Regions from separate parts of the Homo sapiens genome. Here region 2 is linked to region 1. A link is a contact called in ENCODE Hi-C or POLR2A ChIA-PET data. All regions are on one chromosome and are shown on one strand. Each heading gives the region's core, a stretch centred on a gene start or an enhancer-like site at or near the end of the contact. The rest is flanking DNA. Distances are from core to core; before and after follow the strand shown.

The links. A loop is a pair of places that touch in the nucleus more often than their neighbours do. ChIA-PET counts read pairs that join two places held with the same protein, here RNA polymerase II (POLR2A). Pooled maps may share reads with other maps.
Region 2: a pooled map shows a loop between it and region 1 (1.9-fold over the local background). The contact joins two enhancer-like sites. A Hi-C loop is called at or near these places in 2 of 50 pooled maps. POLR2A ChIA-PET finds 5 or more read pairs at or near these places in 3 of 52 experiments (GM10248, activated T-cell and activated naive CD4-positive, alpha-beta T cell).

What each region holds. Positions count from the first base shown.
Region 1 is chr2:148,523,167-148,529,581 of GRCh38, reverse strand. It overlaps LOC124907896 (a long non-coding RNA gene), which reads right to left. Exons shown (of 2, transcript XR_007087259.1): 2 at 159-6,415. Among named protein-coding and RNA genes, the nearest start is that of EPC2, 120 kb to the left of the region's middle. RefSeq lists an enhancer at 5,851-6,388. Within about 2 kb of position 4,966, at least 3 of the 41 ENCODE cell types and tissues checked have a DNase peak (open chromatin) inside an H3K27ac peak, as active enhancers do.
Region 2 is chr2:148,715,016-148,722,026 of GRCh38, reverse strand. The region is part of intron 2 of EPC2 (enhancer of polycomb 2); the gene reads right to left. Among named protein-coding and RNA genes, the nearest start is that of EPC2, 74 kb to the right of the region's middle. Within about 2 kb of position 1,391, at least 6 of the 41 ENCODE cell types and tissues checked have a DNase peak (open chromatin) inside an H3K27ac peak, as active enhancers do.

The DNA of each region.
Region 1 (6,415 bases), core at 3,717-6,216:
GTCAGCAAGGAGGAGAACAAGGGGTTGAAGGTCTTTTTATCGAGTTTTGTTTGATCTTTCACGAGGAGAGACACATTTGCCTGATGGTCGCAAGAGGTTGGTAGAGAAGGAGAGGCTGAAGGTGCACGGGAGAGGTGGCCCTGGGGAGAGTCTCCCAGTGGTTTTTTTTTTTAAATTTTATTTTACTTTAAGTTCTGGGATACATGTGCAGAATGTGCAGGTTTGTTACATAGGTAAATGTGTGCCACGGTTGTTTCCTGCATCTATCAATCGGTCACCTAGGTATTAAGCTAGTGTGCATTAGCTATTTGTCCTGATGCTCTCCCTCCCCTTGCCACGCCCCCCTAACAGGCCCCGGTATGTGTTGTTCCCCTCCCTGTGTCCATGTGTTCTCATTGTTCAGCTCCTACTTATGAGTGGCAACATGCAGTCTTTGGTTTTCTGTTCCTGTGTTATTTTGCTGAGGTTGATGGCTTCCAGCTTCATCCATGTCCCTGCAAAGGACATGATCTCATTCTTTTTTATGGTTGCATAGTATATTCCATGGTGTGTAGGTACCACATTTTCTTTATTCCAAGTGGTTTTGGCCTTGGGAGGTGAGCGAATTCTCATCTGCTGCTTCCACCTTCTTTGTGACAAGATGTGCCACTTTGGAGCCACACCTCTTGTTTTTATGTGGAGGAATTTCAGTAGGCCCACCTCCCCTGGCTCTCTCCCCACCCAGCCCTCCCTCTCCCTGTGGTCAGTGTTGGCTCCTGGATGGAGAATCTGGGAGAAGGAGCTAAAGAAGCTCACCTGGACCCAGGCTTGCTCGCCCCTGCTGAGCCCTGTACGTGCTCCCTTCTTTGCATGGCCCATGTTCTCAGTGACTGGTTCCGAGGTGCCTGGTGGGTATACAACCGGGTGTGTGGGAATACTGACTCTTCATGGATCCTCAGACAGGAGGCTGGAGGAGCATGTAGGCAATGAGAGTAAAATGCCTTTTAGACTCTGCTTTGCAAAGCCGTGCCTTGGAGGGCAGGATTCTGGAACTCAACCTTTCTCTCCCCTTTTGATCAAGCAGCTCAACCCTTATGCCCCTCTTTTGTTTCTGCTTCCTGGTAACATTTCTTTTGAAGAAAGTTTTCTTGTGGTTAAAAAAAAAAACTTTTAAAGAAAACCTACAAATCTAGTGCAACTGCCTCATTTTTCAGATAAGGAGGCCCAGAGAGTCAACTCTTTCACCTTTCTAGATTTCAGTTTTGATTTGCGAATTGACTATTTTTCTTAAATTGGAGCATATTTTTTATCCAAGTTCTGAACTGGAACCAAAAGAATCACCATGAAACACATTTCCTTTGAAAACTGAATTCAGGTCAGTGACATTGGCGATAGCCAGGCCAGCAGCGGGGGACGAGGAGACCCATGTGTGAAGCTGCTCCTTTCCCTCCGAGTCAAGTGCATGCAGCCGGACCAGAAGTTGGTGCTTGCAGATGTGCAAAGTAACCCGGGAGCTCCTGATTTCTGGCATTTTACATAGGTCCAGGGTTCACATGTAGTGGGGAAGATGTGCCTCTGCCAGGCATCTGCTGGCCACTGAGCAGTCCCCTCCAGAGTCAGAGACTGTGGATCAGGAAAGAGCAGGGAGAGCGAGGTGAGGACACACGGGTTGGCTTTGCTTCTGGCACCCACCTTCTCAGCTGGTGGGTGGCCTGTCTCCCTGTCTTAGCTTAGGCTGCCATAGCAAAATCCCACAGACTGGAGGCGCTTAAACAACAGTTCTGGACGCTGGAATTCCAAGATCAAGGTGTCATCGGGGTTGGTTTCTCCTGAGGCCTCTCTCCTTGGCTTGCAGATGGTCATGCTAGAATTAGGGCTTCAGTGTATGACTCTGGGGAGGACATGATTCAGTCTATAAAACTCCCTTAACTCTCTGAAGTGAAGCTGTTTTGGTCGGAGGCTTATCCTCTCCCACATCTCTTCCTGTTACCTGAATCAGGCCTGGCACAGTTCTCAGGACCTCTTTCAACAGCCCCTGGCATGGCCTGGGAATAGATGTATTCTGCTCTTTAAGGTCCGAAATCCTCAAAACCCAGCTGAGTGCTGGGAAAAGTACCCTTCTCTAATATGACACAAATGGTTTAGGTTAACTTGGCCCAAACTCTTAATTCTACAGCCTTCCTACAATTTCCTACTTTTTTGTCACCAGCTTCTCTCTGACTCCTTGCTAAGTTCCTCAGGCCTGCTGGCCTCAGACCAGCTACAGAAGTCCATCCTTTTACAGTCTCCACACACTCACAAGCAGCATTTTCCCTGGTCACTTAACTTCCGGATGGTTTCCACGTGCAACAGCCTTCTGCGACCTCCTCCTGACCCTCAGCCCTTCATCTTCCCCAGAGCTGGGGCTCCCCTGTTTATTTGGCCCCTGGGAAGTGTGGCCCAGCTCTCGTGTGCAGCTGATGGTGTGCTGCCCTGCTCAGCTCCCCTTCAGGACCGAGGAGACCATCTTCTATCTGCATGGGATGTTGCCCCCAGAAGCTCTCACAGCTGAGCCCTTCCCCAGGAACTGCCCCAGACTGAAGGGAGCTGCCTCACCAACAGGGCATCCTACACCCAGTGACTTCTCCATGGGAGGTGGGGTACAAAGCGTAGCCCTTATGCCTCCCTTTGGGGCAATGTGAAAGGCCACCCCAGTTCCAGTTTCCCATGGAACTGGCTGATGACTGTGCTGCCACTTCCCCCTCTGCTCAATGTCCTGTTGCCTCTCTACGCTCACAAGTGCTGACCCTGAGAACCTTCCCTGGTAAACTTCTTGCATGCCAATCTCCCTCTGTGAGACCATCTCTGGAAAACCTGGGTCTGGCTGCCCCCGGGGGCAGCCCCATCATGGTAATCTGCATTTCCCCAGCCTCCCCCAGAGTCCTAGCAAGTCAAATTCTCTCCATCTTTTGTCATCATCCCCTTTCTATTGACAGATAAATGAAGGCTTGGAAGGGAGGAGACATAACAGGACCAACCTCACCTTGCACTGGTGGCAGAGCCAGCTGGAAGGGCACGGCTGCTGGGTTATGTGCCACTCCCTGTGGGTTTGGTTATCTAGTTGGCTTACCATGTGGTGCTGTGGGTGCCGGATGGTAAAACTAAGCTGGATAGTCTTGGCTAACAGAGAAGAAAAATCTCTCCATATCCATGCATCCCATCGCTTTGTGCTTCCTCATAGGTGGGTCAGCATCATCAACACTCCCTTGTATAACATCATTCTCTCCCACCCAGAATGCTCAATTTCCTTATCCAGTTGGGTTAGGGTTCTTTTGGTTGCCAGGAACTGAAACCCATTCAGGATCATGAGGTCAGGTGATCTCTGGAAAATCCAATAACTCTAAGTACCTGAGTTTAGGAAAGGTTGGGTGTCAGATGGCTTCAGGGATCACTTCTATCTCATCTCCCTTTTGAGAGGTGGTAATTCATGGTGGCTACAAGCAAGCACTTATAAAACTAAAAAAAAAAAAAACTAAATAGGGAGCCAGTCTATTTAGTATACATCATGGCTTTCCCAAGAGTCATTTTGGGCACACTATGTTTATGCCTTGGTTTCTTATCTGTAAAATGAGGATAATCATAGCATCCATGTCATAAGATTGCTATGAGAAATAAATAAGGTAATTTAATGTAAAGGACTTAGGGACTTAGTGCAGCACTTGGCATACAGGAAATGCTAGAGGTGATCGCTCTTTCTCATTCCCGGCTTCTCCACTTTCTTCCCTGTATCTGTTGTTCTCTCTTTCCCAGCTACTTCCTGTGGTTCCCCATGACTTATGCATACACACGACCTGATAACAGCCACTTTATTCTCATCAACTTGATTTTCATCTCAAGGATCCATTCCTGAAGGGCATCTCCTCTCTGTGCCTCTTGGTTTGGGCTTCCTATGAGAACGAATCTGATTGTTCCATATTCATCTTTTTGAGGCCAGTCAGTCAGGTGACATGTCATTGGAAACTTAGGTTGGCCCTCCTCAAATCAGGTGCTCATCTTGGTCCAATCACCCAAGGCCAGGAGATTGGAATAACCGTTGGGATAACCAATTCCCTTTCCACTCAGCAGGCATGTGGGTAGGGGTAGATTGTGAGAAGGGAGAGCAGGTAGAGCAGAAGCCCCTGAGTATGCCTACTGCAGCATCCTGCCAAACAACCTAATCCTGGCTTTCCCTTTGCCATGATTTCTTTCACTGCACATGTTGAAGGAACAATCTTTCTAGATGGCTTTGCTCCCTCTCCGCCTCCTTTACCCCTTGCATCTGACTGCCCGTTCTACACACTCACCTGGGTGTATTTGCTAGAAATCCCCTATTTATGTCCTGGAAACAAAATTCACAGCTGTCTGGTCCTTTTTCTTCCTGACCCCCCACACCATTGAGGCTCCTCTGTGAAATCTCCCCTTGTGGGTTCCATGCTGCTGGCCATCCTTCCACTCCTCCTGCCTCACTCTCCAGCTACTTCAACAGACACTTGCATGTCTAATCTTCTGACATAGATTGTGAGCTTCTAGAAGATAGAAACAATATTCCACAGAGTGATTTAACAGTACTATGTAAGTGACCAATGGCAGGGAGAGGCTTAAAAATATTGCACTGGAGGTGTCATGGCATCCATGTTTCTATACAACGAGGGCTCCTTTTTAAGCTATAACTTCAATCTAAATATGACTAACTCTTTCCATGAAAAAAGGTACAAAGCCCTTACTCCCTTTGGTGCTGTGAATGTTTATCTATCTCCAAAGAGAAAGCACAACAACCATCAGAATATGTAGGTGGCAGAAACAGGAAGCTATAAATACCACAATACCAGATTTTTTAAAAGAGCTTCATGGAGGAAATCAAAGCAGTTTATAGGAAATGATTGGCACTTAGTGTTTCATGGTTGTGTTTCATGCAAAGGCTGAGACATACCACCAGGAATCTGCGGCAAGAGGCAGCAGATGACAGCACAGGAAGCCCAATGGTGACCTAGATCAGACCAGAGCTATGCCTTCAACTAGACAGGTTAAGAGTGATTGCCAGCCACTTTTCTCATGAAGGAGAGACAGAAGCAATTCTTGAAGTCCTTTGTTGTTAAGCACAGAGAATAAAATTTCTCTGGTTCTTACTGCAAAGAATGTTGGCTTAGTCTCAACAAGTACTTGCAGTTGGTTTCACAGATTCCTTGAGGAGTTGTTATAAATCTGGACTGAATGGGCCCAGCCTTCCTATTAGATGCCTGGTATCCTGAGTGGGCAAAAAAAGGTGAACAGTCCCTCAATATAGAATTTAGTCTTACTGAGGTTTCTTCATATCTGTATATGGTAAGTGTGATAGGCACTTGGTAAGCATATGCTCAATGGAGGAGATTCATTCCTCCTGGAACAGATTAGGCTTGATGTCAATTCCTGAAATAAAGGGGCTCCTACTAGGACTAAAGCTAGTTAATGAATTTGATTACTTTGTCAGGAACATGAACTATTCATTACAGGGCATGATTTAAAAACTCAGAGGTCAGTTCCCTCTTTATCAGCATGAGCTGATTCTGAGCTATCCTTAATACAAAATTCAGCCTCTAAACTAGCTATAACAATAAAAGCAATTATACCACACACATCATAACTTTTTTGAAATTTCTCTAAAGATTTTTGGAGGCACAAAGGGAGTTTATGTTGCCCAGTACATGGCATAAATGGCTTTTCAAGAAAAAAATTTCTTTTAGGTACGTCTCTTCTTCCCAGATATCTTCCTGGTCCTCCTATGGAAAATGGGGTGGGTTTGAGGGCAGAGCACCTGCCCTTTTCCACTTTCTACTGGCTTGGGAGACCTGCTGCCACCCCACTTCCACCATGATCTGGCTTCTGCTTACTTTCTATGCTTACTGTCTACCCCTCTTCTTCCTTATGTTACATTCAAGACTTATTAAATCCCTTACAGTTCCCAGAAAATCATGCTGTTCTCTACCCCTCCTTACCCCTCAGCCCCACTCCTGATCTCTGCACTTCTTTTCCTCTTTCTTGAATGTCTTTTGCCCCTGCTGGCCATGCCTGAACTCCTATTCTTTCATAAGTCACTTAACTCGATTTATTTAAGCCTCCCAGTGTTCCAAAGCCCATTGTAATGCATACCTGGTTTGTGGCTCCTGTCAGTGTCTTGCAATGACTGTTTCCATGTCTTTCTCATCTGCTGGAACATGAGCTCTTTTTTTCACTTTATCTCAGAGTTAAGATGATCTATAAATTCTTGAATGACTGAACAAACAAATGCAACCCCTTAGAAACCTAGGCATTACCTGGAAGCATGGAAATTTACCCAAATTGCTTTATGGATGTTTTTGTTGTTCACCTGGTTTAGTCTTTAGGATTATAAAGCCTCCAGAGCTCTGGGTTCGGATTAAAAATCTGCCATGAGCCAGTTTCC
Region 2 (7,011 bases), core at 142-2,641, 200 kb before region 1:
ATGAAAAGAATGCTGTACTTTTCCAACCAGGAATTTCAGAAAACTATAAGGCTTTAATGGAAAAAACAGACAACATGCAAAAACAGATGAATAATATAAGAAGAGAGATGAGAATTCTGAAAAAAAAAAAAAAAAAGAAATCAAAACAGAAAAAGAAACAAAGATACAAATTACTATTTAATATAATAGAGATGCATCTGAAGGGCTCACTAGTAGACTGGACACAGCTGACAGAACAATCTTGGAGCCTGGTAATATGATATGACAATAGGAACTTCCAAGACTGAAAAGCAAGGCAAAAAAAAAAAAAAAAAGAATAAAACAGAATACTACTAAATGTATAAATATGCATAATGCAAATTCCAAGAAAGGAACACAAGCAACATGTGAAGCAACAATGACTGAGAATTTCTCCAAATTAATGTCAGGCATCAAACCACAGATTGAGGAAGCTCAAACACCACCAAGCAGGATAAAAGCCAAAACAAAAATAAACAAAACCACCCTATAGTTAGGCATATGATATTCAAACATCAGAAAATCAAAGGTAAAGAAAAAACCTTGAAAGAAGCCAAAGGGGAAAAAACACCTTAGCTACAAAGGAGCAAAGATAAGATCACATCAGATATTCCTCAGAAATCATGGAAGTAAGAACAGCATGGAGTGAAATATTTCATGTGTTGAGTTAAAAAAAAAAACCCAACAACCTACAAACCTAAAATTCTGCACTCTGTGAAAATACCCTTCAAAAGTGAAGGAGAAATAAAAACTTTCTCAGACAAATAAAAATTGAGGACTTTGTTGCCAGTAGACCTGCCTTATAAGAAATCTTAAAAGTAGTACTTTTGAGAGGAGGAAAATGATATAGGTTAGAAACTCAGATCTACATAAACATAGGAAGAGTACTGGGGAGAAAGGGTAAAATAAAAACTTTTATTTTCTTACTGTTAATTATCTAACAGACAACAGCTTGTTCAAAACAATAATAGGAACAATATATTCAATTATGAATGCTTATATACATAAGCAGTTTACTTACACATAGCATACAGACAGATATAGTCTTAATGAAGCAATTCTGGGGACAGGGCCAAGACAGCCGATTAGAAGCAGCTGCAGTCCGTGGCGCTCATGGAGAGGAACGAAAGCGGCGAGTGAATACTGCACTTTCAACTGAAATAATCCAGGTAGTCGCATTGAGACTTATCAGGGAAACAGCTCGACCCACGGGGAATGAGGAAAAGCAGGGTGGCGCGGCGGCCCACTTGGGAGCAACACAAGCCAAGGAAACCCCCATCCCCAGCCAAGGGAAGTGATGAGTGATTATGCGACCCAGGGAAACCACGCTTCTCCCATGGATCTTTGCAACCCGGGGATCAGGAGATCCCCTTATGAGTCCACGCCACCAGGGCCTTGGGGCCAACACACGGAGCTGCGTGGAGTCTCAGCAGAGCAGCTGCTCAGGCATGCACAGAGACCCAAGAGCTTTACATACTCCAGTACCGGGATCTCCAACAAACGTGTCTGCAACTCAGACAAGGCGGGAGGTCCACATATACCCCCCGAGAGGGGTTGGAATCCAGAAAGTTGAGCAGCCTTGTTCTGCAGGCCCACTTCCATGACACCTCACAAGATAAGACCCACTGGCTTGGAATTCCAAGCAGCCACCAGCAATAGGCTGTGGGGAGAGGCCAGCACCATCTCTGCTGTTTGGTCAACACAGCTGTTCCAGCCTGCAGACCCTGGAGAGTCCAAATGGTCCAGACGAGAAAGGGTCCCCCCAGTGGCACAACTCAGCAGCTTTGCCAGATATTGACCAGATTACTTCTTTAAGTGAAGCTCCAATCCATTCCTCTTCACTGAGTGGGACCTCCCAGCCAGGCCCTCCAGCCATGGCCTGACAGAGCTCTTACCTTTCTTATCTCTCCCTGGGACAAAGTGTCCAGGAGAGGGGAGGGCTGCTACCTGGGCAGAGGCAGTTCCCTACCATGACACAGCTGTTTTGTCAAGGCATGGCCAGACTGATTCTGTAATCAGGACCCCCAATCCACTCCTCCTTGTGGGGCGGGTCCTCCCAGCCAGAGCCTCTAGTCACCACCCATGTTCTATGGGCCGAAAGAGCTCCAATTTCTCCCTGGGATGGAGTGCCTGAAGAGTGGGGCAGGTTGCCACCTTGGCTGTTTGGGCTCCTCAGCCAGTTCAGCCAGTGGGGCTTGGAGAGCCCAGATCAAATGGTGGCTAAAGGGATCACCAACACAGCACAGCTGCTCTAACAAAAAGAGGCCAAACTGTTGCTTTAAGCGGGCCCCTGATCCCATTCCTCCTAACTGGGTGAAACCTCCCAACTGGGGTCTCCAACCACCCCCTACAGGCGTGTTCAGGTGGCAATAGGTCAGCACCCTCCTGGGATGGTGCTTCCAGAGGAAGGGGCAGGCTGCCATCTTTGCTGTTTTGCAGGCGTCACTGGTGATACCTCCAGGTACAGGAAGAACCAGAGCAACTGGGGTTTGGAGCGGACCTCCAGCAAACTGCAGCAGCCCTACAGAAGAGTGACCAGACTATGAAAAGAAAAACAAACAGAAAACGACAACAAAGAAAAACCACAAAATACCACCCAAAGGTCAGCAACCTCAAAGATCAAAGGTAGATAAGCCCACAAAGATGAGAAAGAATCAATGCAAAAACACTGAAAACTCAAAAAGCCAGAGTGTCCTTTTCCTCCAAATGACCACAACATCTCTCAAGCAAGGGCTCAGAACTGGGCTGACACTGAGATTGCTGAAATGACAGAAGTAGACTTCAGAAGGTGGTAACAACGAAGTTCACTGAGCTAAAGGAGCATGTTTTAACCCAATGCAAAGTAGCTAAGTATCATGTTAAAACTATACAGGAGCTGATAACCAGAATAGCCAGTTTAGAGAGGAAGATAAATGACCTGATGGAGTTAAAAAAACACAACACGAGAACTTCACAATGCAATCATAAATATTAATAGAAGAACAGGCCAAGCAGAGGAAAGAATCTTAGAGCTGGAAGACTGGCTTTCTGAATTAAGACAAGCAGACAATACTAGAGAAAAAAGAAGGAAATGGAATGAACAAAACTTCTGAGAAATATGGGATTATGTAAACAGACTGAATCTACGACTGACTGAGGTACCTGAAAGTGATGGGGAGTTGGAACCAAGTTGAAAAACATACTTCAGGATATCATTTAGGAGAACTTCCCCAACTTACCAAGACAGGCCAACATTCAAATTCAGGAAATACAGAGAACCCCAGTAAGATACTCCATGAGAAGAATCATCCCCAAAACACATAATCATCAGATTCTCCAAGATCAAGATGAAAGAAAAAATGCTCAGAGCAGCCAGAGAGAAGGGCCAGGTCACCTACAAGGGGAAGCCCATCAGACTAACAACAGACCTCTCAGTGGAAATCCTACAAACCAGAAGAGACTGCGGGTCAATATTCAACATTCTTAAAGAAAAGAATTTCCACCCCAGAATGTCATATTGGGCCAAACTAAGCTTCATAAGCAAAGGAAAAATAAGATCCTTTTCAGACAAGCAAATGCTGAGGGAATTCATCACCATCAGGCCTGCCTTGCAAGAGCTCCTGAAGGAAGCACTAAATATGGAAAGGAAAAACAGTTACCAGTTGCTACAAAAACACACTGAAGTACACAGATCAGTCCCTATGAAGCAAGCACATAAACAAGTCTGCAAAATAACCAGCTAGCATGATGAGAGAATCAAATCCGCACATAAGAATTCTATCCTTAAATGTAAATGGGCTAACTGCCCCAATTAAAAGACACAGAATGGCAAGCTGGATAAAGAATCAAGACCCATTGCTACGCTACCTTCAAGGGACCCATCTCACATGCAAAGACACACAAAGACTCAAAATAAAGAGACTGAAGACAATTTACTAAGCAAATGGGAAACAGAACGAAGCAGGGGTTGCAATCCTAGTTTCTGATAAAACAGGCTTTAAACCAACAAAGATCAAAAAAGACAACGAAGGGCATGACATAATGGTAAAGGGTTCAATTCTACAAGAACAGCTAACTAACCTATATATGTGCCCAATACTGGAGCACCCAGATTCATAAAGCAAGTTCTTAGAGACCTTCAATGAGACTTAGACTCCCACACAATAATAGTGGGAGACTTTAACACCCCTACTGACAATATTAGACAGATCATAGAGAAAGACAATTAAAAGATATTCAGGATCTGAACTCAGCTCTGGATAGAGTAGACCTGACAAATACCTATAGAACTCTCCACCCAAAAACAACAGAATATACATTCTTCTCATTACTGCACGGCACTTACTTGAGTAAAATTGATCACATAATTGGAAGTAAAACACTCCTCAGCAAATGCAAAAGAACTGAAATAATAACAAAGTCTGTCAGACCACAGCACAACCAAATTAGAACTCAAGATTAAGAAATGCACTCAAAACCACACAACTAACTACATGGAAACTGAACAACCTGCTTCCAAATCACTCTTGGGTAAATAATGAAATAAAGGCAGAAATCAATAATTTCTCTGAAACTAATGAGAACAAAGATACAATGTACCAGAATCTCTGGGATGCAGCTAAAGCAGTGTTAAGCGGGAAATTTATAGCACTAAATGCCCACATCTAGAAGCTAGAAAGATCTGAAGTTAACAACCTAACAACACAGCTAAAAGAACTAGAGGACCAAGGGCAAACAGACCCCAAAGCTACCAGTAGACAAGAAATAGTCAATATCAGAGCTGAATCGAAGTAGACAGAGACAAGAAAAACTCCTCAAAAAAAAAAAAAAAAAAAATCAATGAATCCAGGAGTTGTTTTTTTTGAAATTTATAAGACAGACCACTAGGCTAGGCTAATAAAGAAGACAGAACAGTCAAATAAATATAATCAGAAATGATAAGGGGGATATCACCACTGACCCCACAGAAATACAAACCATCAGAGAATACTATAAACACCTTTATGCACATAAACTAGAAAATCTAGAAGAAATGGATAAATTCCTGGACACATACACCCTCCAAAGACTGAACCAGGAAGAAACTGAATCCCTAAATAGACCAATAATGAGTTCTAAAGTTGAAGCAGTAATAAATAGTCTATCAACCAAAAAAAGCCCAGGACCAGACGGATTCACAGCTAAATTATACCAGAGGTAAAAAGAAGAGCTGGTACCATTCCTACTGAAACTGTTCAAAAAATTGAAAAGGAGGGACTCCTCCCTAGTTCATTCCATAAGGCCTGCATCATCCTGATACCAAAACCTGGCAGAGATAAAACAAAAAAGAAAACTTCAGGCCAACATCTTTGGTGAACCTCGATGCAAAACTCAACAAAATACTGGCAGACTGAATCTAGCAGCACATCAAAAACCTTATCCACCACAACCAAGCAGACTTCATCCCCAGGATGCAAGGCTGGTTAAACATATGCAAATTAATAAATGTTCATCACATAACATAAACAGATTCATCACATAAACAGAACTAAAGACAAAAAAATACATGATTATCTCAACAGATGGAGAAAAGGCCTTCAATACAATTCAACATCCCTTCATGTTAGAAACTCTCAATAAACTAGGTATTCAAGGAACATACCTCAAAATATTAAGAGCCATATATGACAAACCCACCAATAACATACTGAATGGGCAAAAGCTGGAAGCATTCCCCTTGAAAACCAGCACAAGACAAAGATGCATGCCCTCTCTCACCACTCCTATTCAACATAGAATTGGAAGTTCTGGCCAGGGCAATCAGGCAAGGGAAATAAATAAAGTGTATTCAAATAGAAAGAGAGGAAGTAAAATTATCTTTGGTTGCAGATAAAATGATCCTATTTCTAGAAAACCCCATCGTCTCAGCCCAAAAGCTTCTTAAGCTTATAAGCAACTTCAGCAAGTCTCATGATAGAAAATCAATGTTCAAAAATTGTTGGCCTTCCTATACACCAATAACAAGCAATCAGAGAGCCAAATCACGAATGAACTCACATTCACAACTGCCACAAAAATAATAAAATACCTGGAAATACAGCTAATAAGGGAAGTGAGGGACCTCTTCAAGGAGAACTATAAACCACTGCTCAAAGAAATCAGAGAGGACACAAATAAATGGAAAAACATTCCATGTTCATGGGTGGGAAGAATCAATATTGTGAAAATGGTCACACTGCCCAAAACAATTTATAGATTCAATGCTATTCCCATTAAACTACCATTGACATTCTTCACAGAATTAGAAGAAACTATTTTAAAATTCATATGGAACCAAAAAAGAGCCCGAGTAGCCAAGACAATCCTAAGCAAAAAGAACAAACATGAAGGCATCATACTACCTGACTTCAACTATGCTACAAGGCTATAGTAACCAAAACAGCATGATATTAGTACAAGAACAGACACACAGACGAATGGAACAGAATAGAGAACCCAGAAATAAGATCACATACATACAACCACCTGACCTCCAACAAACCTGACAAAAACAAGCAATGGGGAAAGAATTCCCTATTTAATAAATGGTGCTCGGAAAACTGGCTAGCCATATGCAGAAAACTGAAACTGGACCCCTTCCTTACACCAAAAACAAAAATCAATTCAAGATGATTAAAGACTTAAATGGAAAACCCAAAACTATAAAAACGCTAGAAGAGGCTGGGCGCAGTGGCTCTCGCCTGTAATCCCAGCAATTTGGGAGGCCGAGGTGGGCAGACCACAAGGTCAGGAGATCAAGATAATCCTGGCTAACATGGTGAAACCTGGTCTCTATTAAAAATACAAAGAAGTAGCCGGGTGCGGTGGCACGTGCCTGTAGTCCCAGCTACTCAGGAGGCTGAGGCAGGAAAATGGTGTGAACCTGGGAGGCGGAGCTTGCAGTGAGCTGAGATCGTGCCACTGCACTTCAGCCTAGGCAACAGAGCAAGACTCTGTCTCCAAAAAAAAAAAAAAAAAAAAAAAAACCCTAGAAGA